Regions from separate parts of the Homo sapiens genome. Here region 1 is linked to region 2. Evidence: chromatin loops called from intact Hi-C (ENCODE). Cell type or tissue: PC-9. All regions are shown on one strand. Links, peaks and the distances in the headings refer to the core of each region. The heading gives the core; the rest is flanking DNA. Region 1 overlaps HS2ST1 (heparan sulfate 2-O-sulfotransferase 1). Region 2 overlaps SH3GLB1 (SH3 domain containing GRB2 like, endophilin B1).

What was found. Peaks named below come from ENCODE experiments on the same cell type or tissue, not always from the same donor. Only the 100,000 strongest peaks of a DNase experiment are listed, where the experiment ranks them.
Region 1: a loop joins it to region 2, with 2.3 times the contacts of the local background. A loop is called at or near these places in 2 of 110 quality-filtered maps.

The regions. Positions count from the first base shown.
Region 1 is chr1:86,957,537-86,973,456 of GRCh38, reverse strand. All of the region lies in intron 1 of HS2ST1 (heparan sulfate 2-O-sulfotransferase 1), which reads right to left. It overlaps LOC124904211 (a long non-coding RNA gene), which reads right to left and starts at 3,365. Exons shown (of 2, transcript XR_007066207.1): 1 at 1-3,365. In PC-9, for the core only: a CTCF peak has its summit at 7,998 (motif pointing right); no DNase peak of the experiment used is centred there.
Region 2 is chr1:86,735,005-86,750,924 of GRCh38, reverse strand. It overlaps SH3GLB1 (SH3 domain containing GRB2 like, endophilin B1), which reads right to left. Exons shown (of 9, transcript NM_016009.5): 7 at 15,746-15,846; 8 at 8,489-8,717; 9 at 2,741-7,797. The coding sequence ends at 7,690. Among named protein-coding and RNA genes, the nearest start is that of SH3GLB1, 38 kb to the right of the region's middle. In PC-9, for the core only: CTCF peaks have their summits at 8,583 and 8,786 (motif pointing right); no DNase peak of the experiment used is centred there.

The DNA.
Region 1 (15,920 bases), core at 3,963-11,962, 220 kb before region 2:
AGGGTTTGAAATCAGATCTGTCTAATGCCAAGGCCTACTATTAGGTGATACTACAAGATTTACATCTTGTTCATTTTCGCATCCCTAGCGTTTTTCATTTTAGCATACTTGATCATTGAATGATAAAATGAATTTAAGGAAACTGATCTAAACTTGATCCAAAAAAAAGGAAAGATTGATTTTGAATGATAAATCCATAGATCTTGGTAATTAGTTAGATTTAAAAAAAAAAAAGACCATAAATTTACACAAATTAAAAAAAAAATTTAAGAACAAAGAAAGATCCTTAGATTTTATCTGCATAGTCTCAAAGTGTCTCCCAAGAAATGTATTAACTGCAAATGGAAAGATAGCTTTACAGTGGAGAAACCCAGCAGAAACCACCTTAACAAGTGATCAAGGTTGCTATCACCAGTAAAGAAGACATACATCGTGAACCCCATGACAAAAGACATATTGTTTCTGTGATATTGTTGTCAAATATGCATAACTCTGGCCCAATCATGAGAGCACATTGTACAAACTCAAAGTGTAGCCATAGAAGACAAAAAGTCTGCAGAACTATTATAGACTGCAGAATAAAGACAACTAAATCTAATGTGCAATCCTGGATTATATCCTGATCAGAAGAAAGGCATTAGAAGAAAAACACGTGGAATTCAAATAAGGCCTGCAGTTAATAACATATATGTCAACCTCCTAGTTTGAATAACTGTCCCATGGTTATGCAAAATGTTAACATTAGATGAAACTGTGTAAGGAACACAGTAGTCCCAGCACCCTATCCCCAGGGGATGCGCCCCAAGACCCCCAGTGGATGCTTGAAACTGCAAACAATATTGAACACTACATATGTACTAAGTTTTATCCTATACATACCTATGATTAAGTTTAATTTACAAATTAGGCACAATAAGAGATTAACAGCAACAATAATAAAATAGCCAGGTGTGGTGGTTCTTGGCTGTAATCCCAGCTACTTGGGGCTGAGCCAGGAGGATGGCTTGAGCCCTAGAGTTCAAGGCTACAGTGAGCTATGATTACACCACTGCACTCCAGCCTGGGCGATAGAATGAGACCTCCATCTCTTAAAAAAAAATAATTATTAAATAGATTATAATAACATTGTAATACAAGCCATGTGAATGTTCTCTCTCTCCCTCTCAAAATATTTTATTATACTGTACTCATCAATTTTCAGACCAAGGTTGACCTTGGCTAACTGAAACTAGAGAAAGTGAAACCTAGGATGAAGGAGGTATGTATATATGTAAACACAAAACGTTTTTTAAAAGGGGTCCTTAAAAATTTTTCTGAAACATTAACAACTCATAACCTTGCAACTGCAATAATGAATGCACTTAAACCAATCTTATGATGAAACTCTATGGTTAATTGTTGTAAAATTTAAATCATGCCAACTTTTACTGAACATCTTCTCTATGTAAATCAGTATAGAATGTGGTGACATAGTGATTCATTTAATAAACAAGTTATGACAAGTATAAAAAGTTGAAGGTTAAACTATTGAAAGAGCTAGTTCAAAACACAAAGCCAGTAATTCTGAAGAGTGATAGTTTTCATATCTTCTGAGATCAGAATACTTTTGCATTTTTTTTTTCTTTCAAGAATGAAGACTTCAACCTCGGTCAGAATATTAATACGTATTAACATTATAACCTCTTGTTGCACAAAATTCCTACAAATTCTTGATCAAAAACATGATGCAATGAAATAAAATTTTCAAGTCCTAACCAAACATAATGCAGTATATATGATAGATATACACTACAAGGGACTCTGTTTTGTTCAGAACAAAACTTTCTGCTGTGAAATGCTCATTTCCCTACTCTAAGATTGGACGTGTAAAGAAGCTATCACTTTTATTCAAATTCCACATCTTCATAGCCAATCTGTTAGATATAAGACTAGACATCTAACCATCTGACCTAAGCTGAGTACATAATAAAACCCCACCCTAGGTCCAATTTATATATTGGTTAGGGTTTTTTGGCTTAAAACAAATTTAAGAAATTAAAAATAAGAGTAAGAAGGAGGTGGTCCGTTTTATTGGAAAGACTGGAAGGATGCTTGGGTAGCTCACAGAACTGAAGAAATAACTAAACCGCCAAGGTTTTTTTTTGTTTTGTTTTGTTTTGTTTTGTTTTTTAAATAATGACAGGAATCAGAGGAGTTCTATAGGCCTTAACAGCACTAATGTATAGACCTTCCCTCTTGGATGCCACTATTTCCATGTCTAGCCAATTTAATTTCTTTGTTTGAGCAGAAACTTTATCTGAATTTTCCATCATTGTATCTCTAGCAACCAAACATGTAACAGGCCTTCAATAAATACTTGCTGACTGAATGAACTAATAAAATTAGTCAATAAAGTAATTCCTGAGTGAGAAAATCAAATTGGCCTAGCTTATTTCAGATATCTATCCCTAGATAATCAACTGATCTGGCATCAGTAGAAGACATTTTGGGGCCTTTTCCGTAAAAGAGAACTTGTCAATTGTGCTAACTGGCATCTATTATATATATAAATATTAAAATATTTGACCTGTAAATTATTTGTCATATCAAATGGAGTTTTCATGTACATTTTAAGTCCTCTAGATTTGCATTTCTGTACCACCCTTAAATTATTTCTATAATTTTTTCTCATAAATAATAAACAAAGGCCATGTGTGAACCAAAATAACTTTAAATGTGGACATTCACTCATGCCATCACCGGAAAAATTAAATAAAAATTACAGGCAGGGCACAGTGGCTCATGCCTGCAATCCCAGCACTTTGGGAGGCCAAGGAGGGTGGATCACTTGAGGTCAGGTGTTCGAGACCAGCCTGGCCAACATGGTGAAACCCCATTTCAAAACAAAAATTTGCCAAGCATGGTGGTGCACGCCTGTAGTCCCAGCAACTTGGGAGGCTGAGGCACAACAATCACTTGAACCCGGGAGGTGGAGGCTGCAGTGATCTGAGATCATGCCACTGCACTCCAGCCTGGGCAACTGAGCAAGACTCTGTCTCAAAAAAAAAATTATAAATTAAAATTATGCTTAAAATCTTTTAATTTATATTTCATTAAGCAGATTTTTCATTCAGTTTTTTTATTCACAACTGACCTATACTTCTTGTGGATTCTTCCCAGCACTGTTATGGCTTACAGAGGAAACTATTTTAATCATGTTTATTTGCATTAATACATTATTACTTGTAAAATGTGCATTGTTAGGATGAATAACCAAAACAAAATAAAATCATTCTGTTATAAAATGTTAAAGTTGTCTCTTTAACTAAATACTCATTTTTTTTTTTTTTTTGAGATGGAGTTTCACTCTTGTTGCCCAGGCTGGAGTGCAATGGCGCGATCTTGACTCACCGCGATCTCTGCCTCCCAGGTTCAAGTGATTCTCCTGCCTCAGCCCCCCGAGTAGCTGGGATTACAGGCATGTGCCACCACGCCTGGCTAATTTTGTATATTTAGTAGAGACGAGGTTTCTCCACGTTGGTCAGGCTGGTCTCGAACTCCTGACTTCAGGTGAACCACCTGCCTCGGCCTCCCAAAGTGCTGGGATTACAGGCGTGAGCCACCGCACCCGGCCCCAACTAAATACTCTTAATTAAAATATTTTATATAACTCAGTCTTATCAGTAAACAAGTTACTGCTAAAAGTAAAAAGCCAACTCTTAATTAAGATATTTTATATAACTTAATTAAAATATTTAAATTATTTTATACTTAATTAAAATATTTTATATAACTCAGTCTTGTCAGTAAACAAGTTACAGCTAGAAGTAAAAAGCCAACTCCAAATTGTTTTTATAAATTTGTAAAATTAACTCTTCTACTTCATATGATCATAATTCTAAGTTTCAGTAACATCTATACAACTGTGTTTATGTGTTTTAATGTGTAACATTATTATGAAAGTCTAGCTCTTAGAAAACCATTAGATCATTCCAACCTTCACGCTGAAATGAATTACATGAAATTAGCTGAGAAGGAATGACTTCTGCTGCAATTCCACACAGGCACGTGCGCACACACACACACACGTTTATAAAGCTACTTCCATAAGTCACAAGTAGAGAAAAAGGCTCAATAAACAAGTTAAAAATGTGTGCTTCAGAAAGAAAAGGGCATAGAAAGAAAATGTATCCTTAAATCCAAATTGAGGTTTCAGAAGAACCCTAACCAGGGACTTATAACTGAGGTTAGAACTAAGAAGTAAAATTTTAAACCTGAAAGGCAATTTTAAGCCTGAAAGATTAATGTAATTTTAAGAACAGGCTTTTAAATGAAAACCTCTGTAGGTAAAGTATTAAGATAAAGTATTAAGTATGAAAAGTAACACTTTATATTTAGTACATACTTTGACATGCATATATGTCAAGAAATCATATATTTGTAGCAACCTTACTTACATGGAATTGGTACAAAGAATAACTTCATGAAAATATTTTTATTCAATTCTTTCAGCAAAGAAAAACAATTCCGTTTTCTACACTACTCAGCTGAATGGTACTAATGATTCATCTTATGTCTCCACACAAATATGAGAGAATAAAATTAGTTTACAACATTCATTTTTAACAGAGTTAAATTCCCAAAAATATGATTTCTTGGCATCTTAAATCTAGCAGCATGAAGCTTTTTTTTTTAAACAAATGATTAAAGTAAAGACGTTTAAACCGTCTACAATAATAGAGAAAGTTAGAAGAACCACTTATGAGGACTGGAGGCTGGGTGTGCTGGCTCATGCCTGTAATCCACCACTTAGGAAGGCGGAGGTAGGAGGAATGCTTGAGGCCAGGAGTCCCGAGACCAGCCTGGGCAATATAGTGAGACCTCATTTCTACAAAAAGTCAAAAAAACAGCTGGGCCTGGTGGCATACACCTGTAGTCCCAGCTACTCGGGAGGCTGAGGTGGGAGAATCACTTGAGCCTGGAGGGTTCAACTGTGCCACTGCACTCTAGCCTGGGTAACAGAGTGAGACCTCGCTCAAAAAAAAAAGGATTGGAGAAATAAGTAATCCAAAGATTACCTAAGCCAAAACCACACAAAACTCAAGACTTCAAAAACTGTGTTACCAAATACATATATATGCTTTGGATATCATGCAAAGCCTACATCTAAATAAATAAATCCCACATCAAAGGAAATATAGTGCAAATCAGCAAAACAAATAATCATCAGAATGTACAGACAACCCACAGAATGGGAGAAAATAATTGCCAACTATGCATCTGACAAAGTACTAGTATCCACAATCTCCAAGGAACTCAAAGAAATCAGTAAGAAGAAAACAAATAATCCCATCAATAAGTGGGCAAACGACATTTTTGAAAAGAAGATATACAAATGGCCAAAAAACATATGAAACGCTGCTCAACATCACTAATCATCAGGGAAATGCAAATTAACACCGCAATGAGATATCACCTTATTCCTGAAGGAATGGCCATTAAAAAGTCATAAAACAATACATGTTGGCATGGATGTGGTGAAAACAGAAACTTACACCCTGCTGGTGCAGATGTTAATTAGTGCAGCCTCTATGGAAAACAGTACGGAGATTCCTTAAAGAACTAAAAGTAGGTCTACCATTCAATCCAGCAATCCCACTACTGGATATCTACCTAAAGGAAAAGAAGTCATTATATGAAAAAGACGCAGGCACATAAATGTTTGTTGCAGCACAATTCACAACTGCAAAGGTATGGAACCAACCTAAGTGCCCAATGACCAATGAGTGGATAAACAAAATGTGGTATATATACACCATGGAATGCTACTCAGACATAAAATGGAACAGAATAATGTCTTCTGCAGCAACTTGGATGGAACTGGAAGCCATTATTCTAAGTGAAGTAACTCAGGAATGGACAACCAAATACCCTATGTTCTCACTTATAAGTAGGAGCTACATTATGAGTATGCAAAACCAATCAGGGTGATGTAATGGACTTTGGAGACTCAGTAGGGGGAGAAGGGGAGGGGAATGTGGAATAAAAGACTACATATTGGGTACAATGTACACTACTTTGGTGAGAGGCAAACTAAAATCTCAGAATTCACCACGATATAATCCACCCATGTAACCAAAAACCACCTGTACCCCAAAAGCTCTTGAAATTTTTAAAAATTAAAAAATAAGAAATATAGTACAAATGGTTACATAATAAAGAGCTAGTTAATACGCCACTTTTAGAAACTAAAGATCCTAATACTCCTTCAAAGACTAAATAAGCCGGGCATGGTGGCTGTAATCCCACCTGTAATCCCAGCACTTTGGGAGGCCAAGGTGGGCAGATCACCTGAGGTCAGGAGTTCGAGACCAGCCTGACCAACATGGAGAAACCCCATCTCTACTAAAAATGCAAAACCGGCTGGGCATGGTGGCATATGCCTGTAATCCCAGCTACTCAGGAGGCTGATGCAGGAGAATCGCTTAAACCTGGGAGGCAGAGGTTGCAGTGAGCTGAGATCGCACCATTGCACTCCAGCCTGGGCAACAAGAGCGAAATTCCGCCTCAAAAAAAAAAAAGGAATGCACTCTATTATTTTTTTAAATGACCCAAACTAAAGTTTAGTAAGAGAGATTTGTATCATGGGTCAAAATGTTAAAAACAAAGTAGCTGCAACAGTATTCTTAACAAAATAATTAACAAACAAAAAGCATTATTAAAAAGATGATAAATTGGGCATGGTAGCATGTGCTGGTAATCTACCAGCTACTCAAGAGGTTTCAATGGTTAGGATCATTTGAGCCCAAGAGTTCAAGATCAGCCTGGGCTGTAAGACCTCTACCTCAAACAAACAAACAAAACAGGATGATTACAAATTGTATCTACTAACAAACTGTATTCAACAAGTTCATATTAAAGTTTTATTTCCCATCACGTTTCTAATCCAACTAAGAAATAATATCGTATGAATGCTTTACAAGTTTCAGAAAGTAAAAAAGTAAAACTTAGAAAGAACATTCCATAAAATTAGAGACTCCAATTTAAGAGCAATGCCCCCTAACCCTAACTGTTATAAATATTGTTCAGAATTCAGGTGGCTATCACCGGAGTAGGAAAAGTACCAAAGAACAGATAGGAGGAAAGGTAGAAACACAGAAGAGAGGAAAGAGAAGCATATTGTAGTATTTACAGGGTACATCAAATAGGAGTCCAATCAAAAAAACAGAAACCTCTCCATATATTTAATAGAAGACATAGCTACTAATACAGGAAATTTTCCAGCACACATTTGGACCATGGAAGGAGGAGCTCTCTGATAAGAGCTAAAGTCACAAAGGACAAGAAGCCCCTACCAGAGAAATAGCCTTTACCAGACATGACAACCAAAAAATACCCTGGCTTCTCCCTTCTACCTGTCCTCCAATCTTCCGCTAGTATCTGTCAATGGCCAAACTCATGCAGAAGCCTGTGGCTTGGCCCTTAAAACAGAAACAGAGGAAATGAAAATTGAGAAACAGAAAACCAAACAGGCAAATGATAACACAAAGTATCTTCCCAAAATCTCTTCTGGTATTAGTAGACACTACAAAGACCTTAGATCCTATTGCTTATTCATATCATTCCTTGTATAAACTATTCTTTTCCTGAGAGGGTAGAAATACTCCTGTATTTCTAACTTTAATGCTATTTTTTAAAAATCCATTATGATATCTAAAAATGTGAGGACTATATCTAAGTAGCACAAGCCCTTCAGGATTCCAAGGGTCATTTATCCTAGTGGTTAGATCTTAATCACTGGCTAGAGATTTTAATCCCCTAAAAAAAAACCAGCCTCCCACCTCCACCCCAAGACCAATTAAATCAGAACCTCCAAAAGTGGGGCCCACACAGTGGTAGTTTTCTTAAAACTCCCCAGAGTGATTCTAATACGCAGCCAGGCTTGAGAACCACTGGTTTATCCAAAATATTGCTGGAATTTAAAGGATTAAAAACCAAAATTTGCTCAACAACACCCTAAGGTCTCAGCCAGAAGAGGGCAGCAAGGAACTATTCTGGAAGGCCACAAAAGAAAAAATAAGATGCCCTAGTACCTTAGTCCCTTAGGAGCTGTGCAGAGGGGGGAAAAGCCCACCGAGGTTCAAGAATTTTGGGATAAATGCCATGCCTCAAGTGGGAACTAATGAATGAATGGTAAGGAACCAAGCAGAGATAAGCCCCCAAGCAGGGTAAGGTGAAGGAACAAGAGAGAGCCAGTAGATGGTCAGAAAAGTACCAGGCACAAAATGCCACTCAATTGTGCTCATTTTCCAGTCATCCTGATTTCCTTAGCTAATTACTTTGTCTTACTCTATTACTGAAAGATGCATAAAATCCTTTTTGAAACAAGTCTGAAATTAAGGGGATCACTTAAAATATGACCCAGACACACCTAATCTTGGCTAGCAGATCAGTCATTTACACACATTATCAGTAATACTACAAATGTATAATGTTTAAAGGAGATCTAGAATGAGTAAACTAGTGCAAATCTACCATGACTACTAGAAAAATAGCTCTAAGCACACGGGACATCATCAGTCTTCACATATGAAGAGAGTGTATCTACTATTACTAACATTATTGCTGCTAATCACAAAACAATAAAAACAAATAAATTGAACTGTGTAACCTTTAGGAACTCAGATTGGCACTGAATCACCTGTCACTTACTCATGATAAATAAATATACATGTGTGTCTGTGTGTAGAAAGGAAGCAATTACTAAAGAATATTCTTAAAGATATTTAGCTTTAAGATTTAATAAACACAGCTCTCCCTCTCCCTCTCCCCACGGTCTCCCTCTCTTTCCAAGGTCTCCCTCTGATGCCGAGCCGAAGCTGGACTGTACTGCTGCCATCTCGGCTCACTGCAACCTCCCTGCCTGATTCTCCTGCCTCAGCCTGCCCAGTGCCTGCGATTGCAGGCGCGTGCCGCCACGCCTGACTGGTTTTCGTATTTTTTTGGTGGAGACGGGGTTTCGCTGTGTTGGCCGGGCTGGTCTCCAGCTCCTAACCGTGAGTGATCTGCCAGCCTCGGCCTCCCGAGGTGCCGGGATTGCAGACAGAGTCTCGTTCATTCAGTGCTCAATGTTGCCCAGGCTGGAGTGCGGTGGCGTGATCTCGGCTAGCTACAACCTCCACCTCCCAGCCGCCTGCCTTGGCCTCCCAAAGTGCCGAGATTGCAGCCTCTGCCTGGCCGCCACCCCGTCTGGGAAGTGAGGAGTGTCTTTGCCTGGCCGCCCATCGTCTGGGAAGTGAGGAGCGCCTCTTCCCGGCCGCCATCCCGTCTAGGAAGTGAGGAGCGTCTCTGCCCGGCTGCCCATCGTCTGAGATGTGGGGAATGCCTCTGCCCCGCCACCCCGTGTGGGATGTGAGGAGCGCCTCTGCCCGGCCGCGACCCCGTCTGGGAGGTGAGGAGCGTCTCTGCCCGGCCGCCCTGTCTGAGAAGTGAGGAGCCCCTCCGCCCGGCAGCCGACCCATTTGGGAAGTGAGGAGCGTCTCCGCCCAGCAGCCGCCCCGTCCGGGAGGTGGGGGGCAGCCCCCGCCAGGCCAGCCGCCCCGCCCGGCCAGCCACCCCGTCCGGGCGGGAGGTGGGGGGCAGCCCCCGCCCGGCCAGCCGCCCCGTCCAGGGGGGGAGGTGGGGGCCAGCCCCCACCCGGCCAGCTGCCCCGTCCGGGAGGTGGGGGGGGGGGCGCCTCTGCCTGGCCGCCCCTTCTGGGAAGTGAGAAGCCCCTCTGCCCGGCTGTCACCCCCGTCTGGGAGGTGTACCCAACAGCTCACTGAGAACGGGCCATGATGACGATGGCGGTTTTGTTGAATAGAAAAGGGGGAAACGTGGGGAAAAGATAGAGAAATCAGATTATTGCTGTGTCTGTGTAGAAAGAAGTAGACATAGGAGACTCCATTTTGTTCTGTACTAAGAAAAATTCTGCCTTGGGATGCTGTTGATCTATGACCTTACCCACAACCCGGTGCTCTCTGAAACATGTGCTGTGTCCACTCAGGGTTAAATGGATTAAGGGCAGTGCAAGATGTGCTTTGTTAAACAGATGCTTGAAGGCGGCATGCTCCTTAGGAGTCATCACCACTCCCTAATCTCAAGTACCCACGGACACAAACACTGCGGTAGGCCGCAGGATCCTCTGCCTAGGAAAACCAGAGACCTTTGTTCACTTGTTTATCTGCTGACCTTCCCTCCACTATTGTCCTATGACCCTGCCAAATCCCCCTATGCGAGAAACACCCAAGAATGATCAATTAAAAAAAAAAAATACAAAAAAAAAGATTTAATAAACACAATTTTTCTGTACCTTCTGACAGAAAAATATGAAAAAAAATTCGAACTTTCTCAGGACTTTTTGTTTTTAGCTACTAATAGAGAATTAGCCCCCTGCTTTTAGCTTATCCAAAAATAAATACAGCAATACCACCTCTTTCTATACTACCACCTTTTTCTAGGGGTTGAAGACTAGAGGAGAATCACTACCTTGGAAGAGAAGAAATCAATTATCAATTGAAGAAATCAATTATTTTCACTTATGGAACTTACTGACTTTAGGCAATGGATATATGACTTCATATCTTTTAGAGAATGCTTGGGAAAAAAATAAAACTGTATGTTCCAATCCAAAAACTTATCTACAACTACCTATAACCTATATTTACTTTGAAAAAAAAATCTTATTGTACAGACTAGCCTCTCTTTTCAATGATCATTAGGAATCTCAGAGCTGTAGTTTTGTTTTGTTGTTGTTGTTGGTTTTTGTAATTCACCTGTAAATCACAGCTGTCTAGCTGAACACAGCATCCAGGCAAGCCACGTATCTTACCCAATCATGTGTCCAAACTTCATATTTTATAATTATCTGCATTATCTCAATTTGTATTACCTTAAAACTACTTCAAGGGGAGGCTCGATTCTACAATGAAGCTCTAAAATGTGCAATGTTAGGTTACTGTTTTTGTAATTCCACAGTAAAATTCCATATATACCCTTGAGGGTAAGGATTATGCTTAATCATGATCATGCTTAAGGATCCAAGTATCTTAATCATCCGTGTACAAACTTCATATTTTATAATTATCTGTGTTATCTCAATTTGTATTACCTTAAAACTACTTCAAGGGGGAGCCTCAATTCTACAATGATGCTCTAAAATATGCAATGTTAGATTACTGTTTTTGTAATTCCACAACAAAATTCCGTACATACCCTTGAGGGTAAGGATCATGCTTAATTTATCTTTGTGTCTGTCAATATTTAGCAACATGCCACTATTGGTAATGCACACGGTCCCAACAAGATGTTTTTCCTTCTTATTTTTTTCACAATATGTATCTTACATATATTGCAATACATTAAACTAGATGTATAGAACATTTATGGCAGCATTACTTACAATACTCGAAATATGAAAATAAACCAGATGTCCATCAGTGATAAGTGGGTGAACAGTTACATACATATAATGAAATATTAGTCATAAAAAAAACTCAAATATATATACTATAACTTGGATGAATCTTGAGACCATTATGTTAAACGAAAGAAGCCACACAAAAAAGGTCACAAATTGTATGATTCCTTTTTATGATACATTCAGGACAGGCACATCCATATAGAGAAAAAGCAGATTAAAAGTTATGAGGGGACCTGCTTAGGGGGAGGTTAGGGAATGATTACCTAATGGAGTATAGGGTGTTTCTGGAGTGTGATGAAAAAATTTTGAAACTAGAAAGAGCTGTTAGTTTTGGTTGCACATTATGAATACACTAAATAACACAGAAAAGTACATTTGACAATGATTATTTGACTGTGAAGTGATTTTCACCTCAATTAAAAGAATGTATTTGAAGAAAAATATGTACAATTTAAAGACTTAGAAAATGAGTACTTAAATAACACACCACCATGATGATGGGAAATAAAACTCTTCCACCACCCTCAGAAATCTCTCAAGTGTTCCTTCTTGATTCTCCCTTCCACAGAGATAAAAACTATCCTTCCGGTAATCATTTCTTAGCTTTTCTTGTTTTATCAACAATATATTCTTATTCAAACAATATTAAACAATATAGTAAAATTTCATCATAGTATATGTTTTCCCTTGATTTCTTGTACTCACCACTGTATTTGTAATATTCATCACATCTGTAGTTCATTTTATTGCTTGTATAGTTCAAGGAATTTTTTTTTTTAATGGACAGAGTCTCACTCTGTTCACCCAGGCTGGGGTACAGTGGTGTGGTCATAGCTCACTGTAACCTCAATCTCCAAGTAGATTTTTTTTTTTTTATTAAATAGACTCTGTGCATGTCTTTTCATGGCCTGATAACTCATTTCTTTTTATGGCTAGATAATATTGCATCGTCTGGATGTACCACAGTTTGTTTATCCATTAACCTACTGAAGGACATCTTGGTTGCTTCCAAGTTTGGGCAATTACAAATAAAGTTGCTACAAACATGTATCGGCAGATTTTTATGTGGACTTAAAGTTTTCAGTTCATTTGGATAAACACCAAGGAACATGACTGCTGGATCATATGGTAAGAATATGTTTAGCTTTTAAAGAAACTGCCCAAGTGTCTTTTGAAGGTTATTATTTTGCATTCCCACCAGCAATGAATGAGAATTCCCATTACTCCACATACTCACCAGCATGTGGTATTGTCAGTGTCTGGAATTTTCATCACTCTAATAGGTGTATAGTATCTCACTGTGGTTTAAATTTGCATGTTCTCTAATGATATGTGGAAACATCTTTTGAAATGCTTGCTTGCCATCTGTATATCTTCTCCAAGGAGGTTCAGATTTTTTTGTCCATTTAATTGTGTTGTTCATTTATTATTGAGTTATAAGGGTTCTCTGAATATTTTTGGATGCCAGTTCTTTTTCAGGTATGTATTTTCCAAAGATTTTCTCCCAGTCTGTGACTTATCTCTTTAGTCCCTAAACAGTAACTTTCACAAAACGTACATATTTTATTTTAACGAAGTCCAACTTAACAACGTCTTTCTTTCATGGAGTATGCTTTTGGTGTTTTGTCTAAAAAGTTATCACCAAACCTAAGGTCACCAGATTTTCTCCTTTATTATCTTCTAGGAGTTTTACATTTTTGTGCTTAACATTAAAGGCTACAATTCACTCTGAGGTAGTTTTTGTGAAAAGTATAAAGTCTGTGTCAAGATTCTTTTTTTTTTTTTTTTTGGTGGCGTGGAGGGGAATGAGATATCCTGTTATTCCAGTGCCACTTGTGGAAAAAATTACCGTTTTTCCTTGTCTCTGCTCCTTTGTCAAGGATCAATTTACTATATTCGTGGTCTACCTATGCGCTATTTTGCTTCAATGATCTATTTATTCTTTCAACAATACCACAATGTCTTGATTACTGTGGCTTCATAAGTCTTTAAGTACAATAGTGTCAGTCTGACTTTGTTCTCCTATAATATTGTGTTGCCTAGTCTAGGTCTCTGACCAATATAAACTTTAGAATAACTTTGCTGATAGCCACAAAATAACCTGCTGCGATTCTGAATTAAATTACACTGAATCTATAGATCACGTTGGGAAGAACTTGACATCTTAACAATATTGAGTCTGCCTAAGCATGAACATGGAATATCTGTTTATTTAGATCTTCGATTTTTTATTTTTGTCATTTTCCTCATATAGATCTTGTACTGTACTTATGTTGCAAGATTTATATCTAAGGACTTTAATTTTTTTGTGCTAATATAAATGGTATTGCAACACTGCTATAGTCTTTTATTTTTTTTGGAGACAAAGTCTTGCTCTGTCACCCAGGCTGGAGAGCAGTGGCGTGATCTCAGCTCTCTGCAACATCCACCTCCCAGGTTCAAGCGATTCTCCTGCCTCAGCCTCCCGAGTAGCTGGGACTACAGACGTGCACCACCACGCCCAGCTGATTTTTGTATTTTTAGTAGAGACGGGGTTTCACCATGTTAGCCAGGCTGGTCTTAAACTCCTGACCTCAGGCAATCCGCCCACCTCTGCCTCCCAAAGTGCTGGGATTACAGGCGTGAGCCACTGCACCCAACCTGCTATAATCACTTATTAGTTCCAGAGCACTTGTGATTTGTTGGGACTTTCTACATATACCAACATGTCATTTGTGAATTAAGTTTTATTTCTTCCTTCTCAATCGGTATACCTTTTATTTTCTTTTCCTGTCTTATTGCATTAACCAGGACTTCCAGGATGATGCTGAAGAGTAGTGAGAGGGGACATATTTGCCTTTTCCCTAATCATAATAGAAAAGGATCTATGTTCTCATTAGTAAATATGATGTTAGCTGTAAGTTTTTTGTAGATTTTCTTTATCAAGTTGAGGAATTTTCCCCCATTCCTAGTTTCCTGAGAGATTTTAATCAAGAATGGATGTTGGATTTTATCAAATGCTTTTTCTGCATCTACTGATATGACCATATGATTTTTCTTATTTAGACTGTGGATGTGATCGATTACATGAATTGATTTCCACATGTTGAACCAGCCTTGCATACCTGGAATAAATCCCACTTAGCTATAGTATGTAATTCTTTTTATACATTTTTGGATTTGATTTGCTAATATTCGGTTGAGGATTTTTACATTTATATTCACAAAAGATTTTGGTCTGTAGTTTAGTTTTCCTTTCTTGTATGGTCTTCGGTATTAGGTACTCTTTGGTATTAAGAGTAATGCTGAGTTAAGAAGTATTCCCCCTGTTTCTATTTTCTGGAAGAGACTGTAGAGAACTGGTATAATTTCTTCCTTAAATGCATAGTAGAATCAGGGAGATTTTTTAAAATAAAACATTTAGCTTTTAAAGTAGAAATGTAGGTAATAATATGCATAATGTTAATTACAAAATAACACTGTAGTTGACCCTTGAACAACATGGGTTTGAACTGCACAGGTCCACTTACACAAGAATTTTCTTCCACCTTTGCCACTCCTGAGACAGCAAGACCAACTCCTCCTCTTCCTCCTCAACCTATTCAATGTGAACACAGCAAGGATGAAGACCTTTATGATGATTCACTCCCATTTAATAAACAGGAATACATTTTCTATTCCTTGTGATTTTCTTAATAACCTTTTCTCTAGCTACTTTATTGTAACAATACAGTACAGAATACACATAACATACACACAAAATTTGTGTTAAGTGGCTGTTAATGTTATCGGTGAGTCTTCCAGTCAACAGTAGGCTATCAGTAGTTAAGTTTTTTAGAAAGTCAAAAGTTACATGTGGATTTCCCACTGTGCAGCAGAGGCGCTGATGCCCCTGATCCTCTCATTGTTGAAGGGTCAACTGTAGCTACCTATATATAAACCCCTTAGCTGGGTGTGATGGCTCATGCCTGTAATCCCAGCACTTTGGGAGGCCGAGGCGGGTGGATCACCGTGGTCAGGAGTTCGAGAACAGCCTGGCCAACATGGTGAAACCCCGTCTTTACTAAAAATACAAAAATCAGCTGGATGTGGTGATGCATGCCTGTAATCCCAGCTACTCAGGAGGCTAGGCAGGAGAAACGTTGAACCCGGGAGGCAGAGTTTGCAGTGAGCTGAGAGCACACCATTGCACTCCAGCCTGGATGACTAGAATGAAACTCCATCTCAAAAAAAAAAAAAAAAAATCTAAAAAAACCTCTAATATCTTCCAGGTAATGATTTCAATACTTTAAAAATTATACCTGTGTACTATTCACAACAAAACATTATGTTTTTAACTCCCTTATTAGTACATTATTACATTTTTTTTTAAGTGAGCTCAAATGAAGTAACTTGTCATGTAGCTATGAATAAATAAAAGATCTGGTCTTTCAATCCAAGTATATTTAACTGTAGCAGTTCTATTTCCTCTAGATTTTATTATTAAAACAAGCAAAAACTG
Region 2 (15,920 bases), core at 3,852-11,851:
AGGCGAGGGGAATCCTCCACTTGCTGATGATCGGACAGGCCACGGCTCAGCGACATTGTGTTTCAGGGTGTTAATGTGAATAATTTTGTGCCCATTTATACTCTCAGTTTGATGAAAACTTCAATGCAGCAGTCATGTACAATTTAATCCATGAATCAGTGCCAGCACTGTGGCCTCTTAACTCCGCTTTGGTGTTGATGTCTCAGTGCTCTCTTTATGAGTGCTTCTTTATGAGTAGCTGTCTCCTGAGCAACCAGCATGTTTCTATATGTGAACAGTCAATCTGAAGCCAGATCATACATCTTTCTTTGGTTCTCAGAAATCTGGGTCAGATTTGTCATTCACAAATATCAATTGATCAAGATCTTCTATTATACATTTTCTCATGTAAATTTTTTGAAAGAAGGGAGAGGGAGAATGTATAGAAATGGAAAAAAGGAAGGGTGGAAAAGAGGCAGAGAAAAGGAGAAAGGAAGGAAATTTAGCCCATTTTACAGAAGACATCTATATAGAAAAGCTCAACAATGGAAATACCCCCATCCAACCTTGATGTGACTGACCCTAAATTTGAAGTATAGATGTGGCCAGCAAAAGTCCATGCTGTAACAAATTACTGTTTTGTAAAGTATGAGTCAGTGATGAGCACCGTAAAATTAACCAGAGCCAATGAAGTAATAACCATGATGATAGATTCTGGGGATTACTCTCCAAGAAAAGTAGATATGTGCTTTCTGTAATATTGGTGTCCTAAACAGCCAATGTTTCTTAGGGCAAATACACATAATAGCACCAAATTTGAATCATTAATAGATTTTTTTGCAAATACAATGCTGCAAGCAAGCTATGAGCTTGCCAAAACTCAGCTTTAGGTGTGCTAGGTGTCAGGGGACACAAAATCCTGTCCTTCAAGTTGGCAAGTAATTGTGATCCAAGGCAAAATGCATGTGATAGTTGTGTGTGTGTATGCAATTCTGCCTGCGGAATCCAGAATCTCTTCATGGAGGAATGAGAGTTTGAGCTTATTCTTGACAAATGAGGATCTTCAGGTGAAGCTGAACACAAGAAAATACATAGAAAAGGCAAGCAGGTATCAAAATGCCTGGTTGTTGGGAACTGCCTACTACAGCTCAAGCTTCAGAGAACTTTACTAGAACATGAGACTGAGCAGAAACATGTGCCCTAAACCCTGGTGCATCAGACTCTCAGAAAAGTTGCTTATAATGGTAGTCCATCTCACCTCCAATTAGCTATTCGTCTTGTTCTCGTAAGCCTGAAGCTTCCTGTATAGCCTTCCTTACTTACAACCCCCTTAAGTCCTCTTACTACTCATTCTTTATTGGTTGAGCAGTTTGAGTTATAATCAACAGATGTTAATTTAAATTTATTATGGTTCATCCAAATATTAAAATGGGTTGGTCTGTGGGGTTTTGCTATGATGACTGCAGCTCAACCCTGGGACATCTATCTTTTTGAATACTGCTGAGCAACTTTTATAATTCAGATACTTCTTTAAATACATTTCTCTCACTATGGATGAATCAATTCTGTGATCTCCAGTCCTGGAGATGCTACTGAGACTTAGCTAATTAACAATACTGTTACTGAGCTGAGTCACCTGTCCTATGTCAGGCTCTCACATAGAGGTACAGCCCCCCGAAGCACTGAGATCAGCTGTGGGCCAAGGGTGGGGGAGTATCAGAAGGGGCAGTTTGGCAAGGTTTACCACTTAAAAAGACTGTGATTACCACTTTCGTACACTGTTGTTAAGCATGGTAATGTTGAAATCTTCCACTGTACATCTTGTCTGAGAGTTTTATCTGGTTACATTACTTGAATACCTGACTGGAAAAAATGAGCCAGATTCCATAAGAATGAGGATTGCGTAGGTATAAGGATATACAAGACAATGCTCATTCACTGTGACAGCTTTCAAGGAAGATTTTCTTTGGCAATGGCAGTGATATTTACTCCAGAGGTTGACAATAGCAAATGCTCTAACATGCTCATCTATAAATCCTAGTAAGCCATAATATTATCCACTAGGTGCCAGCCACTCTTCATAATATGGTTAATCCTTTCAATGCTACAAGGTAGGTTTATAGTATTCTAATTCTAGAGATGAGTAAGCAGGCTCAAAGTGGGAGAGGTTTAATGACTGACAAAAGGCCAGGAAAACAAGTGGGAGAGCCACTGTTCTGCCTACCTTCCAAAATCCTACTTTCCCCACTACGGCTACATTCCCTAAATCCATCAACAGTACACCTGCATCAAAGATACCTCAAGATTCAAGTCTACTTAAGATTGTTCTTCTACTGTCTTTGCAAATGTCAGAAAGGTAATAATGCTTCCAGGAGACTGAATAAAAGCAAGAGGCAACTAGTACTACAAACATTTCCAAAGTAATACAAAATATATGATAAAGAGGGAAGAACAGTAAATGAATGTCATAATTTAAGAAACATTTAAGACTGGACTTTAATTTTGCAGGATCTTTTTATCTCCCTCTTACCCTTTATTTTTAAACCAAAGACTCCAAGAACATTCTAGTTGGAAGCCCTCCAAAAGAAACAGTATTCTCTCATATACTGCTGATAAAAGTATAAATTGCTTAGAGTTTTCTAGGGGGCAACATGGCAGTAACAAAAGCTTTTAAAAACTGGCATACCCTCTTCACTAGCAATTCCACTTCAAAGCATTTATCGTGAGAAAATATGAACACATACGAGATTTAGCAACACAATGTTCTTTAAAGCACTTTATTAATGAAAGTTGGAAACCTAAAAATTGAACAGTAGTTTAATAAAATGTGGCACATATGATGGAATATCATGCAGCCATTAAGAGATGTAGAAATATACTTGACACAGCAAGACAGTCATGGTATTGTTGAGTGAAAAAAAGTTACAAAACAGTATGTACACTTTGATCCCATTAAAAATATCTATAAATGCACAGAAAAGTCTGGAAGGCCATATACTTAAATAACAGTGGTTCTCCCTGGATGATGGAATTATCAGTGATTTTTCTTTCTCACTGAATCTTTTTTCTTTTTGCCAACAGGGCTATGACTTGTATTATAAAAAAGCATTAACAATTCTTTAAAAAGTGTCCTTTGAAGTAAGAATGAGAGCAGAACTTAGCAATCTAAGAGGCACAGGGATGTACACATGGTTTCTGATACTGTTTTAACGGTTTGTCAAGGTGTTTTGATGTTAGTCACCAATTAAAAGGCACTGTGTTGAGTGAAAACGTGGATGGTGGTAGTGCTTACTTTAGACTAAGCAATCCATTCCTAGAAACCTTCCACAGCAAACAAGTACTGGCATTCTAAGCAATACTTCCCACTATGATATCCTTATACCTTCCTACCCACTTGTAATACAGCCCAGAAGTTTCCCCTACATGGACAGGGCACTGTTGTTGGTTAAGGGTTACAGAAGGCAGAGAGGATTTTTCAAGTGATGTCAGAGAATAGGCCTGAAGGTGAAATGAATGTTCTCTTAGTTCTATTGCAGTGGTTCTCAAGCTTAGAGTGCAACAGTATTACTCAAACAGCTTTTACAACAGATTGCTGGGCTCCACTCTCAGAGTTTGATTCAGTAGGTCTCTGAAAAGGCTTATAAATTTGCATTTTTCTTTCATTCAACAAAAATTTATTGAGTTCATACTATGTCCTAGATCTTGTGCTAAGAGTTGGGAATGTAACTGCCATCAAAAGAATTATAGTTTTTATCTCAGGGAGCCTACATTCTAGAGTGACAGATATACACTAAACAAATAAATTATAAAAATAACTATAATTACAATGACTACTGCTAGAACACAATTAAGATTAGAAGACTCAGTTTTTGTCTTAAAATATTTAAAAAGCTGTCACATGGAAGACTGATTCCATGAGCCCTTGAAAACAAAAAATAAGTAAAAATGAAGGTAGAAAGTTCTTGAAAATAGTAATCAGCATTTTAAACAAGTCTCCAGGAGATGCCAATATTGCCGGTCTGGGGTCTCACACTTTGCCAATCACTGCTCTACTGAGTAGACATTTTTTCTTTCCTTGAGACAAGAGTCTTATTCTATCACCCAGGTTGGAGTGCAGTGGTGCAATCTTGGCTCACTGTAGCCTCTGCCTCTGGGGTTCAAGTGATTCTCCTGCCTCAGCCTCCCGAGTAGCTGGAATTACAGGTGCACGCCACCATGCCCGGCTAATTTTTATATTTTCAGTAGAGACAGGGTTTCCCCATGTTGGCCAGGCTGGTCTCGAACTCCTGACCTCAGATGATCCACCCGCCTCAGCCTCCAAAGTGCTGGGATTACAGGCATGAGCCACGGCACCCAGCCCTGAGTAGACTTTCTAATGAGCGTAATATGGGAGAAAGGGCAGGGGTGGTTGTGGAACTCTCTCTCCAGCGTTTGAGACTCACATGAGGTAAAAGCCACTTCATCTTATCTGGAGGTCTTGAGGCAAAGTTGGCTATAGGCTAAACTATGAAGCTATCTCTCCATTACAGCACCTCACTGAAGCTTAAAGTGCTAAATAGTAGGGCAATATTTCAGAATTTCAGGTGTTTGGGAGATAGGGAAGGAATTTTTCTGGAATTCTGTCAGCATGGAGGTGAGTGGGGCCTCTATGGGTAAACAAGTCTGTGGGTTTTTGCCTTGCCCTCCATTGTCTTCTCCACTCCACAGTTTATCCCAGAAATGTTTCCCCAACACTAGCTTCCCAGTCTCACTTTGTTCTTTGTTCAGGGGGAGGATAACAGGAGACTATGAAGATGACTCTACCCCACTGGTGATCCTGGCCTCAGGATTTATTTCCCATGTGACGCAGAGTGAGGAGGCACATTCCCATTTTTGAGACCTCATTTCTTGCAACATCAATTTTTCTGATTAGCACCATAAAAAGTTTTAACACCATGACCGTTTAGGTTAGATTACTTTGAGGAAAAAGGTAGACACAATCCAATCACTTTTTTTTTCATTTATAGAAGAGCCTACAATTATTTTAGTTTTTCATTCATATGTGCATCCTTCACATGTCACTATACTTTCAGATTAAGCTCAGTGGCACAGAGCTTATTTAAACAATTCTGAACTGCACCATGAATTAATAGGCTTCCCAAGCTTTTTCTTCCACGCCCAAGAAACTTCAGGCCTTTACCTGAGTAAAAACTAAACTTGACTTTAAAATAAGCCAAAACCAAAATAAAACCCAAACAACCAAACCCCATTAAAATAAAAAGCAATAAACCTAAGAACAAGCATATATATTGTGGTGGTTCTGTGGTAGACAAACGTACCAGAAGCCTTTGAAGCTTAACATTATTGAAGGTTTCTGTACATTACTGGGTAACTAAAATCAACTTTCACTTGATGGAAAGCTGAAAGTTCTGAAAAATGATTTATACTGACTGTGGGAAGGTTAAACCTGGGGTCTGATTTAAAGAGGGTGGAGGATAGGATTGATAGAGAGAAAACAGAGCCCAGATGTAAAAGAGGTATCTCTGGTGCACAGTGATATGCAAGGCCTATAGACTTGGTAGGTCAGGATGCTACAGGGGCTAACAAGGGGAAACTGATATTTACAGGATGTGTTTACTATGTGCCAAGCCTTTCCCTGAAAGGCACCTGAAATACAAGATAACATTTGCTAATCCTCACAACCACCCTATGGTGTCATAATTATTGTCCTCATTTTACTGGTAAGGAAAAGGCAGTTATACATCTCATTTGAAGCTTAAAGAGCACAATATGTGAGGAAGACTGGATTTGAACCCAGGACCATTTCACTCCATTACCGATATTCTTTCCCCTGTATTACTACATTTCCCATAAACCTAATTCATAGTTGCTGTTTAAGTCGATCTGAAGTTTTGGTATGATCTTTCAAAGCCTAAATCTGGACTTATAAAACACAATAGATGGTACTCTAGGCTGTAGAACTTCCTTTCTGAGGGGAGAGAAAATTTCATTTACTTGGTTTTACAGAAAACTGACCAGCTTGAGCAGCTTTTCAGGGTTTCTTTAAGAATATGGCAATTGAGAGTGAGTCAAAACATCTTGTACAACTATAAAACTGCAGAAGAATTTGTCTCATGGCACAGAAATAAAAGGGTAACTACTACTTTTAAAGTTTAGACTGTGAGTTAAATTGTCAACATGTTTACCAAGTTCTTATTAGGAGCTCTTAACACAAAATTTTAAAACGGTGTTTAAGTATTCATTTTTTTAAAAGTACCAAAAAGTATCATTTTAATAGCTTAACATTCCCTCAATAAATGAACTATACTTTTGTACTTCATGCTTAAGTTAGAGTAAATTGCTTTAGTTGTCAGAATGTGCTATGCTATCTTGGTTACACATCTTTTTATCTGGAACAGTTCTTCCCCAGACCCTCTCTCACTCCCAAAACTGGAGTTACATGACTCCCAAATACAGTACCTTGTATTTTCCCCATCACACCACGAATCCTACTATAGGATAATTGCTTAATTTTCTGTATCCTTTAATGGTCTTTAAGCTCTGCAGGGGCAAGAACTGTGTGCATATTGTTCAGGACAGTATCCCCAGTTGACCAGCACAGTATCTGGCCCTCAACAAATGTTTGTTGAATGAATGAATTAGAACAGAAGTCTTAACATGGAAACAATGATTTATAGCAATGGCCCCAACAGCAATTTTCTAGCTTCCAATGTGTCACTAATAATTTCATTAGTATGTGTTTCATAAGCAGAGATCCTCATCAAGATAGCCTGTGTTCATTAATAAATTTTCAATGTTTTAATAGTAAGCTCAGAGTGACCCAATTTATTTTGTTCGTATACAATTTATAATGTAGTTGCATTATTCCGTATTTGTATACAAATCTGCTGTTCAATAAGAACACATTCTCTTTACTGTACCACAGTACAGTAAATGGATCCAATCCCAATTATGCATTAAATTGTGCCAACTGAATAATCTTAAAAACTTTATGTTTAATGAAGTAAATTTGTCCTAGATTTTCTAGAACCTTAACTACAAATTTATCAGAGAAATACGGTATTGCTTTTCAAGAACTAGTTGTTCTTAAATTTAAAAGAAACCATTCAGTAGTGTTTAAAAAACCAAACAACTCTGAAAATAACCCATCAAAACATAATATTAAAATCATTTGATTTCTGTTGGAAAACCAGGTAAACATAGTTTAAATGCGTTTTTGTCTATGAAAGCATTCAGAAAATTCTACTTTTCACAAAAGAGGTTTATATCCTACAGCTCTTTTTAAGACCGAAAGTTTAAAATAAATTTTAATTTTATTCTTTGGCTATTATTTATACCTAATAAATGAGTCGCTGATATCAATTCACAATAGATTTATTTTACATAAAAGAAAAAGCTTGCTGTTAATGAAAAATCCAGTAGAAAACAGTTCTGCTTTAAGTTGAGGCTCAAAAGTAGAAGCTGCTTATTAGTGAAACCTCAATAAAAAGAGAATTTTGTAAGAAAACATTCTTGGCATGAAAGCTCTAACATAAATTCTGTAATGAAATATTTACCATGCAACTTTATTGGCAGAAAGGCCAGTTTCTGATGGCTGGTATTTTCAGTCTCTTAACACATTAACATGGAAGATACTTAACCTGCTTTATTTAGAGTTAATTGTATATAAATACAAAGTCATGATGGGCAACCTTTCCATAGTCCACCTACTTAATTGAGCAGTTCTAAGTAGGTAATTGGCACCTTGCCCTTCTGGTTTCCCCTTTCCCCCATTAGCCAGTCTGAATCCATTCCAACAACACTGAACACAGTGATCACCTGCAAAATAAAATACTTCCAGTTATTAACTACATTAAAAAAATAAACAAGTAGAAAACCAATCAGATTTGTATTTAATTTGTTTAAATTATTCACCAAAAGGACTTTAAACGTTATTATCAATTGTGCTGAAAAACAAAGGATTTATTTATTATTATTAGTTTTTTGAGGCAGGGTCTCACTCTGTTGCCCAGGCTGTAGTGCAGCAGCATGATCACGGCTCACTGCAGCCTTGACCTTTCGTGTTCAAACGATCCTCCCACCTTAGCCTCCTGAGTAGCTGGGACTACAGGCGCACACCACCATGCCCAGCTAATTTTTCATATTTTTTGTAGAGATGAGGTGTCGCTATGTTGCCCAGGCTGGTCTTGAACTCCTGGCCTCAAGTGATCCCACTGCCTTGGCCTCCCAAAAGTGCTGAGATTACAGGTGTAAGCCACCATGTCTGGCCTAGATAAAGGATCTTATTGGAGGGAGTTTTATACATCTTCAAGTTATTTGGCAGTTAAAAGTTTTAAATATTTCTATGATATTCTATTAAAGAATATTAATTAAAATTTTATGTTAATATAACTATCTGTAATCTATGAAACCATTTCCAAATAACTAATGAGGAATTTGCATTTTGTTATAATATTAGAAGGTATGTCAATTCGTGATATATTTTCCTTCTCATACCCACAATACTCACCTCATCTGCCAGAAGTGATAATTCAGTACTGTTTGCTGCATCATAATCATAGAGAACCCTGGCCTTTCTGCTGCCACTACACTCCTTAAGGTCACTGAGGTTGGAAGGAGAGGTGATTACTAGGCCACTTGTTGAAGCCATGGCAGAAGAACCAATCGCATTTGGTAAAACTGATGGTACAGGTGTCACAGAAGTCTGATTGTTGTTACTAAGATAATTGGATGGAAAACTGTTGAAAAGAAAGCAGCGAATTATTTATTTCCAAGTGACTAAAGCTCCTTAATACCACCACTCGGTGGCGCTGTTTACTTTCTACCAACCTTCACATTGGAAAAGATTTATAGATATTAATAATACGTTAATGACAAAGTATATCTATCTTCCTTTTCCCTCTTGGGCCAATTATACTAGAGACAATTCAGGTGGTATTCAAATATAAATCCTTGAAAGTCTGTTTCAAAACTGTCCTTATAATATTAACTTAAAATTAATGGCTATACTTTTTTCCCCAAAAAACTTCCATTAGAATGTTTTCTTAATCTTTTCTTTATAAATTACTAAATAAAAATATTGATGAAAAACTACTTAAATATTAGATACTACAAGTATGAGGCTTTCTTAATTTAATTCTTTGAGAAATATTTGAATAACTAAACCTTTTTTTCATAAACTGGTCCAATCACATTTTCCTATTCAAATAAAATATTTATTGTCATTTACATGTAAGTATTATTTACTTGTATCTACATGTTCAGCATGACTATGAGAAGCAGAAGACGTAAGATGAAATGATACTATTCCCTTAAGGACATACACATAGTGAGAAGGTAGACATTCAAATAATATGACTGCTAATTATCTCAATGAAATTGAAGACTCAATGGTAGAATAGGACAAATTTTACAAGTTCATTTGTGCTATTTTTTAGAAAAATTTTCTATTAGAAATTAGTGATTTTTGTGATTAATGTGCTCATAAATAATTTGAAGATAATTAGAATTTTCAGTTTATTTTAAGGCTAGTTTCCCCAATAATACCAAATATAAAACAGTACAAAATAGCTGGTCTGACATCATTCTAATTCAACCATTTCTAAGCTAAAAAATGATCTACAAAAATTCAAAGTTTTAATAAATTCATTAAACTAGAAAAGTCCTCTTTTCTCTTCACGAGCACTATACCATCTGGAAATCATTTCAGTCATCAGCAAAATTCCCTGTATCCTTAACCTCTTCTCTAAACCTTCCCTTCATCCTCCAGTGCTAGCGTTTATCTCCCATACTCCTCTTTTATCACTGAACCTAGAGGTCAATGGAGGAGTCTTATGTTCTTCATCACTGTTTTTAGACTCTTTTCCCTAAACAATTCTAGCCAATCCTTCAACTTCATGTTATTCAACTATAGCACATCATCTTTTCCTCCCACATTATCATATTTTATCATATTACATTTTATCATATTATCTTTCCTTCCCATATTACATTTTCTCCATCTATTGTATCATTCCCAACTCTTTAAAAAAAGAGATACCCAGTATCTCTTACTGCAATCACCTACAGATGCCTCATTCCCTTACTTTCATTTCTAGAAGATTTTATCACCTGGCTCACTGACATTATCTCTTACTTAATTCTTGGTGACTTTAATATCCAAATGGACAATTCTTCCAACCCTTTAGCCTCTTAGATCCTCGAACTCTTCTCTTCTAGTGACTTCATACCTGATCCTAGTTCAGCCACCTATTCCCACAGTCACATCTAGATCTTACCAATTCCAGTAACCACAACCCTTCCAATAATAATAGTTTCTACTATCCCATTCTTTGACCATCGCCTTTTTCTTTCAAGTGCTCTCACATCAACAAGCCTACCAGGGTCTATGATCCTACCAACACCTTCTTCATGTCCATAGTTAATTATTATAATAACTCTTAGATATGCTCTCATTTCTTATGCCACTCACTTCATTGTACTGATTTGGTAAAAACCTATTTACCTATTCAGTATCCATGCATCTACTTTAACAGGAGAAACACAGAAAAGCTTTGTTTTACATTCAATTTATGACTAGGAACCTCAAGTGGGTCCACATGCCACCTGGCAATGATACTACATTTCTCTACTCCATTCACTTTCACTTTCATTCCCCTGATGACTATTTCATACCCTCTTGCCCATCCTCAAAATTTCAGCAGTTCTCCCCATAACCATTACACTCAGTTGATGAGCTTGCTTCCTTTTAACTGAGAGGAAAAAAGAACAATCAGGAACTCCTTTTTTTTTTTTTGATACAGGAGTTCATTCCTTTTGCCCAGGCTGTAGTGCAGTGGTTCAATCTTGGCTCACTGCAACCTCTGCTTCCTGGGCTTAAGCAAGCAATTCTCTCGCCTCAGCTTCCTGAGTAGCTGGGACTACAGACATGCACCTCCACACCCAGTTAATTTTTGTATTTTTTTGTAGAGACAGCGTTTCACCATATTGACCAGGCTAATCTCAAACTCCTGAGCTCAAGTGATCTGCCCACCTTGATCTCCCAAAGTGCTGGGATTACAGGCATGAGCCACTGCGCCTGGCCAGGAAACTCTTTAATGAGCTGTCTATGCTCCTGATGCTAATTCCTCCATATGTGCACAAAATCTCATCCTTTTTTGCCTCTCTAGGGTATCACTCTAGCAATTCTTCCCTTTCCCTCCCACATTATCATATTTTCTCCACCTAGTGTATCATTCCCATCAGCTTACAAACATGCCCTTATTTCTCCTATCTTAAAAAACAAGCAAAAAATTGCTAGACCCCACTTTCTCCTCCGACTACTGCCTCATTCCTCTGTTCCCCTTTACACCAAAACCCCTTGAAAGATTTACGTATTCTTACGGTCACAATTCCTCTCCTCCGAGTCTCTTATATTACAAACATTACTTTGCGCCTACTGTTTCACCAAAACTACTCGTCAAGGTTAGCAATGACTTTAATGTTCCTAAATCCAATGGTCAATTCGTAGTCCTCTCACTTGACCTAGGCAGTGACCATTCTCTCCCACTTTCACACATGTTCACTTGACTTCCAGGCCATACTCTTAGTTTCCATTTTACCTCACTGCCTCACTCGTTATCATCTTCCTTGCCTCGTTCCTCAACTCTCTATGCTAGAGTACTTCAGGGATCAGTCCTTGATCCTCTCCTTTTCTCTATACTTACTCCTTTGAGGGTTTATCTAGTCTCACAGATTTAAATATCTTTGATATGCTGACAACTCTCTAATTATCTAATTCACCCTGCCCCCAATCCAAGTCCAGACCTGCATATCCTAAAATTGGATACCTCCACTTAAATGTTTAAGAGACATCTCAAACTTAACATATTTAAAACTGGGCTTCTAATATAACTGACATACTTCCCAGACCTCCATCCCTGAAATCTTTGCCTCCTCTGGCATTCCCCATTTTAACTATCTACAACTCCCCATTCTTTCAGTTACTTAGGTCAAAAACTTGCAGATGGACGTGGTGGCTCACGCCTATAATCCCAGCACTTTGAGAGGCTGAGGCGGGCAGATAGCCTGAGGCCAGGAGTTCAAGACCAGCCTGGCTAACATGGTGAAACCCCTTTTCTACTAAAAATGCAAAAAATTAGCTGGGCATGGTGGCGCACACCTGTAATCCTAGCTACTTGGGAGGCTGAGGCAGGAGAATCTCTTGAACCCGGGAGGCAGAGGTTGCAGTGAGCCGAAGTTGCGCCATTGTACTCCACCTTGGACTGGAAGAGTGAAACTCTGTCTCTAAAACAAAACAAAACAAAACCTTGCAATAATTCTTGACCTCTTTGTGTCCAATATACATACAGTCTGTCAAGCAAATCCTTCTGGCTTTAAGTCTAAAATACACCCACAGTCACGCCTGTAATCCCAGCACTTTGGGAGGCCGAGGCGGGCAGATCACAAGGTCAGGAGATCGAGACCATCCTGGCTAACACGGTGAAACCCTGTCTCTACTAAAAATACAAAAAATTAGCTGGGTGTGGTGGTGGGTGCCTGTAGTCCCCGCTACTCGGGTGGCTGAGGCAGGAGAATGGCATAAACCCAGATGGAGGAGCTTGCAGTGAGCCGAGATTGCGCCACTGCACTCCAGCCTGGGCAACAGAGCAAGACTCTGTCTCAAAAAAACAAAACAAAACAAAACAAAACAAACAAACAAAAAACAAACAACACCCACAGGCCCACAGGACCTGACCACTTCCATCCTACCTACCACAATTACCCTGATCCAAGCCACTGCCATCTTCTGACTGAATTACTGACTACATTATTGCAATAAGTTTGAAACAGATCAGTCAGCTTCCACCCAACACCTATCCTCAACGTGGCAGCCAGAATGATTCTGTTAAAGCCTAAAATTATGTCACTCTTCAGCTCAAAATTTCCAAAGGCGCCTCATCTCTGAGTAAAGACCAAAGTCGAAGCCCTATATGTTTTGGCTCCCCGTTTCCTCTACTCGTCTCTAGCCAAGCCCTCCTTGCTGTTCCTTGACCATACCAGCTATGTCATGCCCTCAGGGTTTTTGTACTTGCTGCACCCTCTACCTGGAGCATCTTCTCTCAGATGCCTGCATGTGTGCTTTCTCACGTCTTTCTCTACTCCCATCAAAGTAGTTTCCTGCTATATTTTCCGGTACACCATTTTCACCTTCTAATATACTATATAATTTATATACATATTGCTTTTCTGCTCCCTTCTGCCCCCATATAGAATGTAGATTCCAGGAAGGCAGGAATTTTGATTATTTTATTTATATACTATATCCCCCACATCTGGAACAGTACATTTTAAAAATGAAAAGCAAATGTTTCTCTGATGGATAAAGGGTGAAATAGTTTTAAATATAGCTTTTCCTCTCTAAAATTAAGACCACCTGTCCTAGTATCCTTTCCTCAGTGAACTCGGTTCTTCAGTAGGGATTAAATACATACATTTCTGAAGATAAGAAAAAGCTCTATTTATATGAATATGTATATACACATGGCTTTTTTAGTTCTCTAACCATATTTTACTTCCAAATCTACTAGTATGATTTTAGCCTTTGATTAGCCACTGAAGTGTACCTATGTCAATTTTGCAGAGTTAAAGATTTAAAAAATGAACTGAAAGGCCATTTTTACCTTCTAAGAACTTTTATTGATACGTTAAAAAATCATAGCAATTACTCATTCTATAAAAATGTCAATTAAGCCACTGGAGCTTGAAATGCAAAAGCCTTCCAATTATTAAAAAAATTGCTAATCTTGTGACTAGTACTTCTGCTTTCTCATCTTTAAAATATGGATAATAATAGTACCTACCTCATTTGGTGGTGAGGATTATAAAGTTAATAATACACATGAGGTGTCTGGAAGAGCACCTATGCACAACTTAAGCTCAACCAAAGTGATGGCTGTTATTCAGTTACTTCTACTACCTGTTGGTACTGTTATTGCAACTATTAACAATACAATCTGGTTCTCTTCTTCATAAATAGTTTTTGAATGTGTTAGTGTGAAGCTGGATGATTTGTCAAGTTCTATATTTGAATATTTCTATGTATTATCTTAAAAAGCATAACCTGCAACAAATTAAAGAGATAAAACTTCCTCCAATGTCATTGGTCATTAGCAATAATATAATTGAGGGTGGAGAGACAAGCTAGACTTTCTTTTCTAGAATAGTAGCACTGGTTTTACTTTGTATTGCTGGAGCTTATCTCAAAGAGCAGTAATAACGCAACAACTGGATTTTGTTTAAATGGCCAAGTCCTAAGCATAGTGTGGCTTTAAGTAGAATGCGAGTATAAGCAACCCCTATGCCGCACTTCCAGAGTTTCAGGATAAAGTGGAAAAAAGTACTAAGGCTTCTTGGGCTTAAAATAGTTATAATGATGTGAAGATAAAGTGCTGTTCTGCCTTGAGATATTAACACCACTAATAAAACCTCAAATATATAGTTATGTAAATGCTCCTGTATATTCTATTAAAATAACTAATGATTAGGCTACCATTCATTTTTGAGGTTCAAAATTGGTTTCATGGACGTGCTCAATTTTATTCTAGGCCAAGTTTTGAAGTGTTAATGTGCAGAAACAAACACCAAAGTGACTTTATTTACCTTATTCCTTGAAACGATTTTTTGATATTCATCCTTCAAATGCTACATATCGCTCCCCTGCTTTAATGGTTCCTCAATATATAAATTCCAAACTCCTTACAACAACTTACTTTAAAAGCCATTCATGGTATGACCCTGCTTAACTCCTCTAGATTCATCTACCATTCCATTCTTGAACACTATGCTCCAGCCTGAATGGACTACTATCAGTTCCCCGAACTTTCCCTACTCTCTTTCTTCTGGCTTTTTTATAAACATATTCTTCCTTGCTTAGAATATTCATCCCTGTCCCTTTCTTCATCTAGATTATTCCTACCAAGATAACTTCACCTGGGAAACTCTGCTAGATGTACCTCAGTCACAGTTAGATGCCTTCACAATACCAGGCACCTTCTGCTTTTCTGCCTACCACATGGCCTGTCTACCAACGGCTTGCTTTGTATTTCTACCTAGGCTAAGTGTTGTGAGAGCAGAGACCATGTTTGCCCTAAACATTATTTTATTTTCAGTGTCACCTTATAATGTGAGCTCCATAAAGGCAAGCATCTTTGCCTGTTTTGTTTGCTGATATTACCCCACAATATGTAACAGTGCTTGGCACATGGCAGATAGTCAATAAATACGTGATGAATGAGTGATTGAGCTTTGTGTTTTACATACTGTCATTTTGCTTTGAAGTATATTAACATACTCAAAATAATCACATCGGTAGATATGAGGTCTTACGAAATATTCTAAAACTTTTTTTCAATATAGTAAACAGATGAGTAATGAATAAGTATAAATTAGTTTATCTTTAAGGGTAACTGTCAATTTAATTATATCTTCCTCAACCAATAGCAAAAAGTATTCAGTAGCAGGAGAAAAGTGAACTTGAAACACTTTTAACCTTACAGCACTGAAAAGGTATTCACTTTTTCTCATCCCTGTTAACATGCCTCTGTGCCAGAAAAGCTCAAAATATTCTGTTACCTCAGAAAACTGATAATTACTTTCCTTAAAAAAAAGAAACTATTTCTAAGAAAGCTAGTAAGAACCTTTAATTGCTCTAATCTTCATCCTTAGTATTAGTTCATAAGCAAAAATCTGAATTTCTCCTCTTTACATGTGAAAAGTAAATTATCACCTTCCCAGTTGTTTCTGGAGGTCCAACATATACTGGTAACACTGTGCATAGTAAGTCATCTGGGCTTCTACAAAGTCATTCAGACAGCGAAGGTGATGGGCCTGTGAAGGAAAATTATAGTTAGTTCTTAGCTGTATAGTCAACTTAAATGGCAAATGCAAGGGGGAGACAGACC